2 separate regions of the Mus musculus genome follow, and region 1 is linked to region 2. The links are chromatin loops, found by intact Hi-C in ENCODE. Cell type or tissue: heart. All regions are shown on one strand. Links, peaks and the distances in the headings refer to the core of each region. The heading gives the core; the rest is flanking DNA. Region 1 overlaps Igdcc3 (immunoglobulin superfamily, DCC subclass, member 3). Region 2 overlaps Igdcc4 (immunoglobulin superfamily, DCC subclass, member 4).

Region 1 (5,371 bases), core at 313-5,312, 55 kb after region 2:
ATTGCTGCCCAGAGTAACAGAAAAAGGAGAAAAAAAGAAAAAAAAGAAAAAAAACCAGAAAATTAAAAAAAAAAAACCTAACCCCCAAAAGAACCACTGTCCCAACTCCAAGTGTGAAAGAAACTGTCTACCTCAGGGCTCACGGCCCTCAGTGTGGGCCTGTGCTGTCACTGGACCCTCCCCCAGCCTCCTTCATCCCTGGCCTAGCCTACCTCTCCCCCACAGAGGAGGCTGTAGCTAGGTGACCATGGGGGCTTACAGAAATAGAGATGAAACTGGTCAGAAAGAAAATGTGAAACAAGCCAAAAACAAGAGGAAAGCTGTTCCTTAAAGTATAAATCATCCCAAACTAGTCGCATCCCTGCCTGCCACCTGAACTCCGGCTCCTGTGTCTGTCCGCCCTTGTTCTGACCTTCTCAGACAACCCACTGGCCACCTGCATCCCTATCGTCCTCCCTGCCTGGGTTTAGGGAAGGTGGGACATAACCTGTCTCCTGTTCTCCCAGACACAGGGCCCAGTCTCTGGAATGTATTGCATTGTGTGGAGGTGGGTGCTCTCCCATAGAGGCACACCAGCTTTCTGGGACCCAGGTAACCTGACCTGCCCAGTCAGCAGGGGTGGCCAAGAGTTATTTTTTTATGAGGTGTGTTTACGTTTTATTTCTCTTTTCTGTTGTATTGTTCTTTGAACTACTTAGGTTAAAAAGTAAGAAACAGAAAGGAAAAAAAAAACCACAAATACCTATTTTTGGTTACACTCAGAAACATTTTTTTAAATAGCAGAAGAAAAACTTTTTTTAAAGAAAAAAAAAAAAGGTTAAGTGTATTCTTTAAAAAATGAGGTTAGAACATAAAGTCCCTGACCCCAAATCCTCTAGGGATTCCCACCCTGAACTCTAGAGAATTAGCTAAAAGGTAGAATTTGTGGCGTTTCATTAGAAACCCAGACTCTTGTCCAAGTGGACTTGGGAAGGGCAGTCTGTCCCTTCTCTCAAATGGTAGGTGGATTCTAGGGCTCTTCCCACTCTGAGCCAGTGTCCTCTGTCCCCAAGTTGCTTCTCTGTGGCATCCCATTTTTCTTTGGTCAGAGAGGCTAGGGGAGAGGGGGCTGGCAGCCTCTTTGGCCTGACTTGGTTGGGTTTGTCACAGTGGATTCATTTTAACTGAATAAAAGTACTGTTGCCAAAGTGAACAGTGAGGTTTTTTTTTTTTTTTTTTTTTTTTTTTTTTGCTACAGTGTCAGTTTCTGGGCGGATGTCAGAGGGGTGGGGGTAGGGGAAGGACCCTCACAGGGCCTGAGATACTAACAGCCAAACTGTCCAAATTGTGTGAGGCACCCACAAGTGGACACAATGTGGGCAGGTCACATGTCCACACAAGGTTTTGTGAAGTAGCTGTGCTGGTGACCATCATTTTCATTATTAAATACATAATTCAAGGAAGGGGAGGAGGCAGGTCATAGCTCATTTGGCAGAATACTTGCCTAGCATGCACAAAACACTGCACTCCATCCCCAGCACTGCATAAACTGGGCTTTTTTTTTTTTTTTTTTTTTTTTTTGGTTTTTTTGAGACAGAGTTTCTCTATGTAGCTCTGGCTGTCCTGGAACTCACTCTGTAGACCACGCTAGCCTCGAACTCAGCAATCTGTCTGCCTCTGCCTCCCAAGTGCTGGGATTAAAGGCGTGTGCCACCACTGCCTGGCTTACAATCTTTCTTAAAGCAAGTCAGGAAGGCTGCTCATACTTAAGGAATTGGGACAAGAGTCAAGGGATATGTGGGCATATTTTAAAAACAACCATGGAGTCATATTCCTCTGTAATCCTTGTGCTAGTGTCTTAGTCAGGGTTTCTATTCCTGCATAAACATCATGACCAAGAAACAAGTTAGGGAGGAAAGGGTTTATTTGGCTTATACTTCCATATTGCTGTTCATCACCAAGGAAGTCAGGACTGGAACTCAAGCAGGTCAGAAAGCAGGAGCTGATGCAGAGGCCATGGAGGGATGTTCTTTACTGGCTTGCCTCCCCTGGCTTGCTCAGCCTGCTCTCTTATAGAACCCAAGACTACCAGCCCAGAGATGGTCCCACCCACAAGGGTCCTTTCCCCCTTGATCACTAATTGAGAAAATGCCTTAGAGTTGGATCTCATGGAGGCATTTCCTCAACTGAAGCTCCTTTCTCTGTGATAACCCCAGCTGTGTCAAGTTGACACAAAACTAGCCAGTACAGCTAGGAAGCTGGAGAGAGGCAGATCCTAGGGACTCACTGGCCCACCAGCCTGACCTGGTCCAAAAGATGAGTCTCAGGTTCAGTGAGAACTGAAGGAAAAAAAAGGCAAAACAAACAAACACAGACAAAAAAAATAAATCAGGTAAAACGCAATCAAGACCCCCCCCATCACCACTTCTGACCTACACACATACACAACCACATATGTACACACATAGTTACATACACATGCGCGTGCACACACGTAAGCATGCTGCCTGTATCATCTAGGGGCAGGAAGATCAGTTCTGGGTCATCTTCAACTAAATAGAGAATTTGAGGCCAACCTGGGCTAGAGAACCTGTTAAAAATCAAACAGGAGGTGGCAGGTGAAAAATGGTCTGTCGGGTAAGGAGAATTGCCACCAGACCTGATGACCCTGGGACCCACATGGTGGAAGGAGAGAAGTGACTTATTACCACCCCCCTCCAACCCCGCACTCCCCCCCTACCCACCCACTCCCACTTCTTGGCCCTGGCGTTTCCCTGAGAAGTGACTCTTGCAAGTTGTCCTCTGACCTCCACGGACACACTATGGCATGCACAGTCATATAGATACACATATAAGTAAGCAAACAAGACTTAAGTTGGTGCAGGAGAGCAGCAACTGAGGCAGAAGGCTCTCCTCTGACTTCCCTGGAGCCAGGCCTGGCAGTCTGGTAGCCCTGCACTTAAAAAGCTGGACCGCGACATGAGGACTTTTGCTGCCACCTTGTGGAACCAGTGAACACTACAGTCATTGGGATGGGTGTGTCTTATTAAATACCAGGAGCAGTCAAAATGTGCTTTGCCCCCTGTAAAAGTGGTGCAGAGCATGCCTCTATGAACTCACAATACAAATAACTCACAAGTGGATGCAAGCTAGTAACACTCTGTGAAAAGAGAAGGCAAGGCGTGGGATTGTTAACATTGTAGATTAAGGAAGGTTGTGTGGGGAAATAGAAAAGACAGGGAGAGCATTCAGGACAGAAAGCAAGACAGGAGCCAAGGTTGGAGGTGTGGCAGTGTGGGAGGCTGTCATTCGCTGTGTGGGGTGTGGCACTTAGTTACACAAATGGAAAACTTGTAAATGGAATGACCACTAGACTTCCACAGCATGTGCTCTTTTCAGGGTTGATGGTGCCTGGGATCTGCTCCGGGAAGAAGGGGGTTCAGTGAAGTCCCTCATCCCAGTAACAATGATGACAGCAGTCTTTTTAGTCCATGTGTTCATTTACAGTGGAAGAAGACAATATGTATGTCATGATGCATGTGTGAAGGTCACAGGACTATTTATGGAGTTTGATCTCTTCCACCGTGTGAGTCCCAAGGACTGAACTAAGACCATCATATTTAAAAGCCATTTAAAAGACCATTCTTATCAGATGAAGAAGCCAAGCTCCAGAGAAGTGAGGGGAGGATTCAGGGCCTGACTCCCAGATTCCTTGTGCTAAGCAGGCTGCTGCCTTGACCTGTGCTTCCAGAAGGAAACCTGGAGCATGGGATAGAAAGGAACTGAAATAGAGTGGGTTTTGTTTTGCTTATTATAATTTTTTTGAGGTTATAATATAATTACATCATCTACCCCTTTCTTTCCCCCCTCTAACCTTTCCCCTGCAATTCCCTTGCTCTCTTTCAAAGTCATGGCAATGTTCAATTGTTGGTGTGTGTGTGTGTGTGTGTGTGTGTGTGTGTGTGTGTGTGTCACATTCCTAAATATATAAATACAACCTGCTCATTCTGTATGTTGCTTGTGTGTTGTTTGTTTGTTTGTTTGTTTGTTTCAAGAATGAGGAGATCCTGGCCTACCTGACACGCTTCCTGTCCAAGGACTATGAAGTATATCATAAAATGGGACAGGGAAACTCATTGTCTGAGAACAGGCCAGGGACAATGCTTTATGTCCATAATTCAAGATGTCCTCACTCCTGCATGCCCATAATCCCAACACTTGGGAGGCTGAGGCAGGCGGATTTCTGAGTTTGAGGCTAGCCTGGTCTAAAGAGTGAGTTCCAGGACAGCCAGGGCTACACAGAAAAACCCTGTCTCAAAAAACAAACAAACAAACAAACAAACAAACAAACAAGGTGTCCTCACAAGAGGCAGGGGTGTTTAAGAGGACCAGCTAAGGTTTATAATCCTGGCTCTGTCACTGTCCAGCTGAATGACTGGTGGACACACCCTGATCTCTGTTCTAATTTCCTCCTGCATGGGTAGCAGGAGGAGTGAACTAGTCGGAGTCCATGAAGGCCTCGGGGCTGAGCACACTGTCATTATTATTAACGAGGAAAGAGACTAATGCTCTATTCCCATCACCAAGCTCAGCTATCTAAGACAACAAGGCCTTGACTTCTCCCGGGCACGCTTTGCATTAAGACCTCTGGGACTTTTTGCAGGCTGTGCCTTCAGTCTGTGCCGATCAGCACCATGGTCTTGGGAGCTCTTTTCCCATCCTCTCCAGCTAGAACCCCTTCTGTGCCTTTCACTGCACCTTGTTTAACTCTCTCATACTGAACCTCTCCTCTGAAATGCACAATGGGCTCATCTTCAACTGCTCCGGAAAGTTAGGGTTCAGTTTCCCAAAGGCAGAGAGGGCCTTTGTCACTTTATGATCTGACTGAAGCAGCAGTTGATGGATGCCCAGTGAAAATTGCGGAATGAGAGAAAGGAAAAATAAAAGGAGAAGAAAAAAAAAATGCAGAAGATGAACAAGAGATGAAGTCAAGCGTGCCCGAGGCTGGGCATATCAGCACACACCTTTAGTCTCAGCGTTTGGGGGAATGGGCAGGCAGCTCTCTGTGAGTTCAAGGCCAGCAACATTTAAGTCTCAGGCCAGCAAGGACTGCACAGTGAGATCCTGTCTCTCAAAACAAAACAAAAGATAAACCTGGGCTGAAATGGTGGTGTACCCCCCAACCCCTGTAGTGTCAGCCCTGGGCTACATAGCAAAAATACATTCCCAATAATAACAGTAGTAGTAATAATAATAATAATAGGGCTGGAGAGATGGCTCGGTGAGCGAGAGTGCTTACTGTACAATCATAGGAACCAGAGTACAGACCCCAGTACCCAAGTAACAAGCCTGTATCCCACATACCTGCAGACACACATGTACATCCACATCC
Region 2 (5,371 bases), core at 101-5,100:
ACACTGTACGCTTCGGCCCCTGGGGGCTCAGGAATGCTTCCCTGGTCACCTACTATACCAGGTATCAGTGAGGGGGGAGTGTAGCTGGGGTGGTAGACTAGCGGGTTCAGCTGTGGTGAGGCCACACCCAGGATCTACACAGATGTCTTTTCCGTGACTGCTGACCTGGGGGGTAATAATGAGGGATGGGATTCCCCCATCCCTCAGTGGCAGAATGTGTGGTCAGCCTTTGGTGAGAGTGGATGCAAGACTAGAGGCTTCCATCCGTTGGCTGGCACCCTGCCGGCCCATCATTCGGAAGATAGCTTAAGGAGCTGCTGTTCTGATTGGGAAGACACCCTGTGAAAGCCAACAGAGAGAGAAACTAAGCTGAGGATAGACACTTCAGGAGCGATTGGTCCCCCAGGTGCAGAATAACTTAGATTAATTCGGGAAAGCGTCCCAGAGGAGAGAAGGGCTTGCTTTGGAGATGAGACATGGAATAACATATGTCCGGCCTTTCTGTGGTTTGCCTGGCTGTGTGTGGGAGGGGAGGTTGTGGGCCCAACAAGCAGCTCCCTCCAGGGTGGGGCCTGGCTGGAGGCAGGGGCTTCTGTCTGGGGTTCTGCCTGGCTTGAGGCCTGTCTGAGGGCACTAGTCCTATCCCTTCTCCTGGAAGCTCTGGAGAAGACATTCTCATTGGCGGCCTGAAACCATTTACCAAGTACGAGTTTGCGGTACAGTCCCACGGAGTGGATATGGATGGGCCCTTTGGCTCCGTCGTAGAACGCTCCACCCTGCCTGACCGTGAGTATCCACTGCCCGCTCCCCACCTGTGCCACCATTTGCTGGGTCTGAGGAAGGAAGAAGAAGAGGAGGCTGTGCCCTCATCCCCTTAGTTAGGGCTGTGTCTCTGACTCTCCACCCCTTCCCCTGTGCTGCAGGGCCTTCAACACCTCCTTCTGACCTGCGCCTGAGCCCCCTGACACCATCCACCGTTCGGTTACACTGGTGTCCCCCCACGGAGCCCAATGGTGAGATTGTGGAGTATCTAATTCTCTACAGCAACAACCACACCCAGCCCGAACACCAGTGGACACTGCTCACCACAGAGGGTAAGGACGCCCACCCCTGCCTCCTTGCCCTTTTGTTCCAAGGGTCTCTGGGATTGGAGGCTGAAGCTACTGTCTGGGTGCAAAGTTGGTTTGCCCATGGTGCTTTGGCCTCCTGCCACCCTGTCTCCTCCCACTTCCCACCACAGGAAACATCTTCAGTGCAGAGGTCCATGGCCTAGAGAGTGACACTCGGTATTTCTTCAAGATGGGAGCCCGCACAGAGGTGGGGCCTGGGCCCTTTTCCCGCTTGCAGGATGTGATTACTCTGCAAAAGACATTCTCAGGTACCAGGCAGGAGGGAGAAGGCCCTTGGGACAACTGGAGGCCCCAAGACCCCTGGATTGGCTCCCAAGGCCCTGCCTTCTGGAAATTACATTTTCTTTACTTTGGAACCCTAAGGTGTGGGGGATGGAGAAGCAGTGACAGCTTGATAGAGGGACTGTCATAGCTTTGAGGGGTCTTTTATTATTTTATTCTCTCTGTGTGTGTTTGGCACAGTGCATATGCGAAGGTCAGAGGACATCAGAGAGTTGGTTTTGTGGGGATCTTGCTTTGCCTGGAGGGTTGGGTGAGCTCCTGAGTTCTGTGAAGAAGTGGTCAATAGGCTGGATAGACACTCACAAGGGCTCAATTAAGATACAAAATGAGATCCCAGGGCTCCTTATTGTAAATTATTGAAGATGTGAAGATGAGCCAGTGGGGCATTAGCCACACATAGGACTGAGGAGCATGAAGCCCTGAGTCCAAATGCACACACACACACACACACACACACACACACACACACACCGTAAAACTTGGCTGTGGCTGCTGTAATCCTTGCTGAGGATGCAGAGACAGGATATTTCTGGGGCTGAGAGGGACTGGGGAAGTCACGTGATGTAGACCTCTGATCTCCACACTACATATACATGCCCTTAGATGAACATATACAGACATGACACACACATGTGTGCACCTAGAGCCCACCTTGGTTATACATATATACACCATGAGAGCCCTTGTTGCCAGGAGGAAAACAACTTCACTGAAGAGCTGATTCTATAGAGTCCAGTTTTGTGAGGAGTGGCAGGTTCTGTACAGCAGGGAAGACCGTGGTGGACTCAGTATGAGGCCCAGTAAGATCCCGTGGCTCTCTCTATTCCAATCAGAAGGGAGTGAGCTTCCAAACCAGGTGTGAACCAGGTGTGGTACTGCACACCTTTGATCTCCGTCCTGGTTTATGAGCACTGCTTCCTTCTGACCTGGAGTCACACTGTTCTCCCCCGCAGACTCCTTGGATGTGCACGCCGTCACGGGCATCATCGTGGGTGTCTGCCTGGGCCTTCTCTGCCTCCTGGCCTGCATGTGTGCTGGCCTACGACGAAGCTCCCACAGGTGAACCGGGGAACCACTGAGACCACTGAGTTACCAGGAAGGGCTGCAGAGTGGACAAAGGAGCGTGTCCTTCCCTGCTGCCCCGGAAGCCCCAGTATAGATAGGGCTATGGAGCTGGAGTGAAGTTCAGTGCTACATGTGCCCCCATGTGAGGCCCTGGGCGTCATCCTCAGTAGCACAAAACAAGTGGATAATTTATTTATTAGGATTCTGAGATGAAGGATTGAGGTGTTGTTCTCATGAGAATGTAGAATAAACTTAGGGAAGCCCCAGGACTCCCCACCTCAGTAACAGCGGGCTGAGCTACCTGTGGGCTTCCCTCATGGCTTAAATGGAAATGGCCCATCTCGCCATACAAGGAAGCGTGCCATCTGAGGGGTCAGGCCGAGTGGACTTGTATTCCTTCCTTTCTGTTTGATTGCACCACACCAGGAAACCAAATCCACTCTTGTCCGACCCATAACTTTGTTCTGTTGATCACAGGGAAGCCCTGCCCGGATTGTCCTCCTCAGGCACCCCAGGAAACCCAGCGCTCTACACAAGAGCTCGACTTGGGCCCCCCAGTGTCCCTGCTGCCCATGAGTTGGAGTCCCTCGTGCATCCTCGTCCCCAGGATTGGTCCCCACCACCCTCAGATGTGGAAGACAAGGCTGAAGTACACAGCCTTATGGGTGGCAGTGTTTCAGATTGCCGGGGCCACTCCAAGAGAAAGGTGAGACTGGAGTCTCTTCAGGTCAGGGACTCACACGAACCCATTCCCAAATCAAACACCAGGGGGCACCAGAGCACAACTTCTGACGGTGAGATGCGCTCGCGCGCACACACACACACACACACACACACACACACACACACACACACACAGGCACTGAACCATACAGAGAAAGCCTGTCCATACCACCTGGGAGGATCCCAGAGCTGTGTTTTCGAGAGCACCCATACTTCTCTTCACTTACCTAATATGGAGAAAAGAGGCTGGTCACTTTTGCTGTGGCCAAGTAGGGCTGGCCCCAGAATAAGGTGAAACCCCATAGGCCAGGTGTTCTGGGGGCACACCCTGACCAAGTGGACAGTCAGTCTTCCCATCTCTTCACTTTCCTCTGCAATTAGAAAGAGTCCAGCAAGCTTGGGAGCTTTGGATTTTGCACATCAACTGTTGTTAGGCTTATGGGTCCGCCCTTCCCATTCTCCCTACCTCAGTTCTCACCTCTGTCCCGGGGTGGGGCTTTAGTGTGGAGTTTAGTGTTATCTGGAGATAACAGGGGTCCACAGGTCTGGACCCTGCATGCCCATACTGTCTTCTTCCTTCTCTGCAGATCTCCTGGGCTCAGGCAGGGGGACCAAACTGGGCAGGCTCCTGGGCAGGCTGTGAGCTGCCCCAGGGTAGTGGTCCAAGGCCGGCTCTGACCCGTGCTCTGCTGCCTCCAGCGGGAACCGGGCAGACACTGCTGCTGCAAGCCCTGGTATATGACGCCATAAAGGTTGGTTGGTGCTGTTTGAGAGGGAGGGAGAGGCAGGATGGGGAGGCAGGAGGGAAAGTCCCCCCTCCATGCACTTCCAGGGACAGAAGTGTATTTGAAAGACCTTGTAGCTTCCAAAGGGGAGTGGGTGACAGGAAGCCAGTGTGGAGCTTCTTTACCTGGTCCTAAGTGACTTACAGTAGACTTACAGAGTATCTGAAGGTGGCCTTAGCCCCTTAGATACGGCCAGCGCCTCCTTGTCTTCGTGGAGGTTCTGGGTCTAGTACTTTCTGGTAGCCTGAGTGAGGGCAAACGTGTGACATTCTGCGTTTCTCATCTCTGCCAGAGCCTGAGCGTCGTCTCTTCTTAGGTGGAACAGTGCTTGTATCATCTAATGGGGAGTCAGCCTCTCCCCCCGCCCCCCAATATGTTGGTCATTTTCTGAAGACCATTCTCAGTGGTGCTCACCTAGCCTTTTGTTCTCCACTCTGCCAGAGCAACGGGAGAAAGAAGCCGTCCCCAGCCTGCAGGAATCAGGTGGAAGCTGAGGTCATTGTCCACTCCGACTTCGGTGCATCCAAAGGATGTCCTGACCTCCACCTCCAAGACCTGGAGCCAGAGGAACCACTGACTGCAGAGACTCTGCCTTCCACGTCTGGAGCTGTGGATCTGTCTCAAGGAGCAGACTGGCTGGGCAGGGAGCTGGGAGGGTGCCAACCAACAACCAGTGGGCCAGAGAGGCTCACCTGCTTGCCAGAAGCAGCCAGTGCCTCCTGCTCCTGCTCAGACCTCCAGCCCAGCACTGCTATAGAGGAGGCCCCTGGGAAAAGCTGCCAGCCCAAAGCCCTGTGTCCTCTAACAGTCAGCCCAAGCCTTCCCAGGGCCCCTGTCTCCTCTGCTCAGGTCCCCTGAGCAGAAGGCAGATATGGCTCAGGAACATGCCATGCATGGCTACACATGTGTGTACTAGAGATATCCATAAGTCCTTGGAGCCTCTTAGGGTCCTTTGGCTGGGGTTGGGGAGAACTTTACTCTCCCTCATATTCTGCATCACATACAGGAGGGACTTGAGACACAGCTCTGTGTAATGGACACGTGTGAAGTCGTGTGTGTGTGTGTGTGTGTGTGTGCTGGTTGAGCTAGGAAACCTCTCCCTATGTAGCACTCACTGTGGCCTAGTTGACCCTCCGTGGCAGGATGGTGTAACAGTGATCAGTGCCAGCTCTTTGAGCTTTTAGCCTTGTCACCTAGCCTTTTATTACACTCTGAGAGTGTCTCCAGTGCTGTGTCTACAAAGACAGCGCCAGCCCCTCTTCTGTCAGCTGTGCTGAGCAGAGTGCCAGTCAACTCCACGGGCCTATGACACCGCAGCCTACCACAGCATGGCTGTCATCCCCCTGGCCTCCTAAGGTCCAGATGTCTGGGTGAACCCAGCTCAGC

Evidence for each region. Peaks named below come from ENCODE experiments on the same cell type or tissue, not always from the same donor. Only the 100,000 strongest peaks of a DNase experiment are listed, where the experiment ranks them.
Region 1: a loop joins it to region 2, with 7 times the contacts of the local background. A loop is called at or near these places in 35 of 42 quality-filtered maps.

The regions. Positions count from the first base shown.
Region 1 is chr9:65,185,840-65,191,210 of GRCm38, forward strand. It overlaps Igdcc3 (immunoglobulin superfamily, DCC subclass, member 3), which reads left to right. Exons shown (of 14, transcript NM_001357257.1): 14 at 1-1,192. Among named protein-coding and RNA genes, the nearest start is that of Gm40527, 4.7 kb to the right of the region's middle. In heart, for the core only: a CTCF peak has its summit at 2,987 (motif pointing left); a DNase peak (open chromatin) is centred at 2,952.
Region 2 is chr9:65,130,686-65,136,056 of GRCm38, forward strand. It overlaps Igdcc4 (immunoglobulin superfamily, DCC subclass, member 4), which reads left to right. Exons shown (of 20, transcript NM_020043.3): 13 at 1-61; 14 at 659-786; 15 at 924-1,094; 16 at 1,241-1,378; 17 at 2,366-2,471; 18 at 2,955-3,183; 19 at 3,788-3,952; 20 at 4,427-5,371. The coding sequence ends at 4,843. Among named protein-coding and RNA genes, the nearest start is that of Igdcc3, 7.8 kb to the right of the region's middle. In heart, for the core only: a CTCF peak has its summit at 3,205 (motif pointing right); a DNase peak (open chromatin) is centred at 3,226; H3K4me3 peaks cover 348 bases; H3K27ac peaks cover 331 bases; H3K27me3 peaks cover 1,615 bases.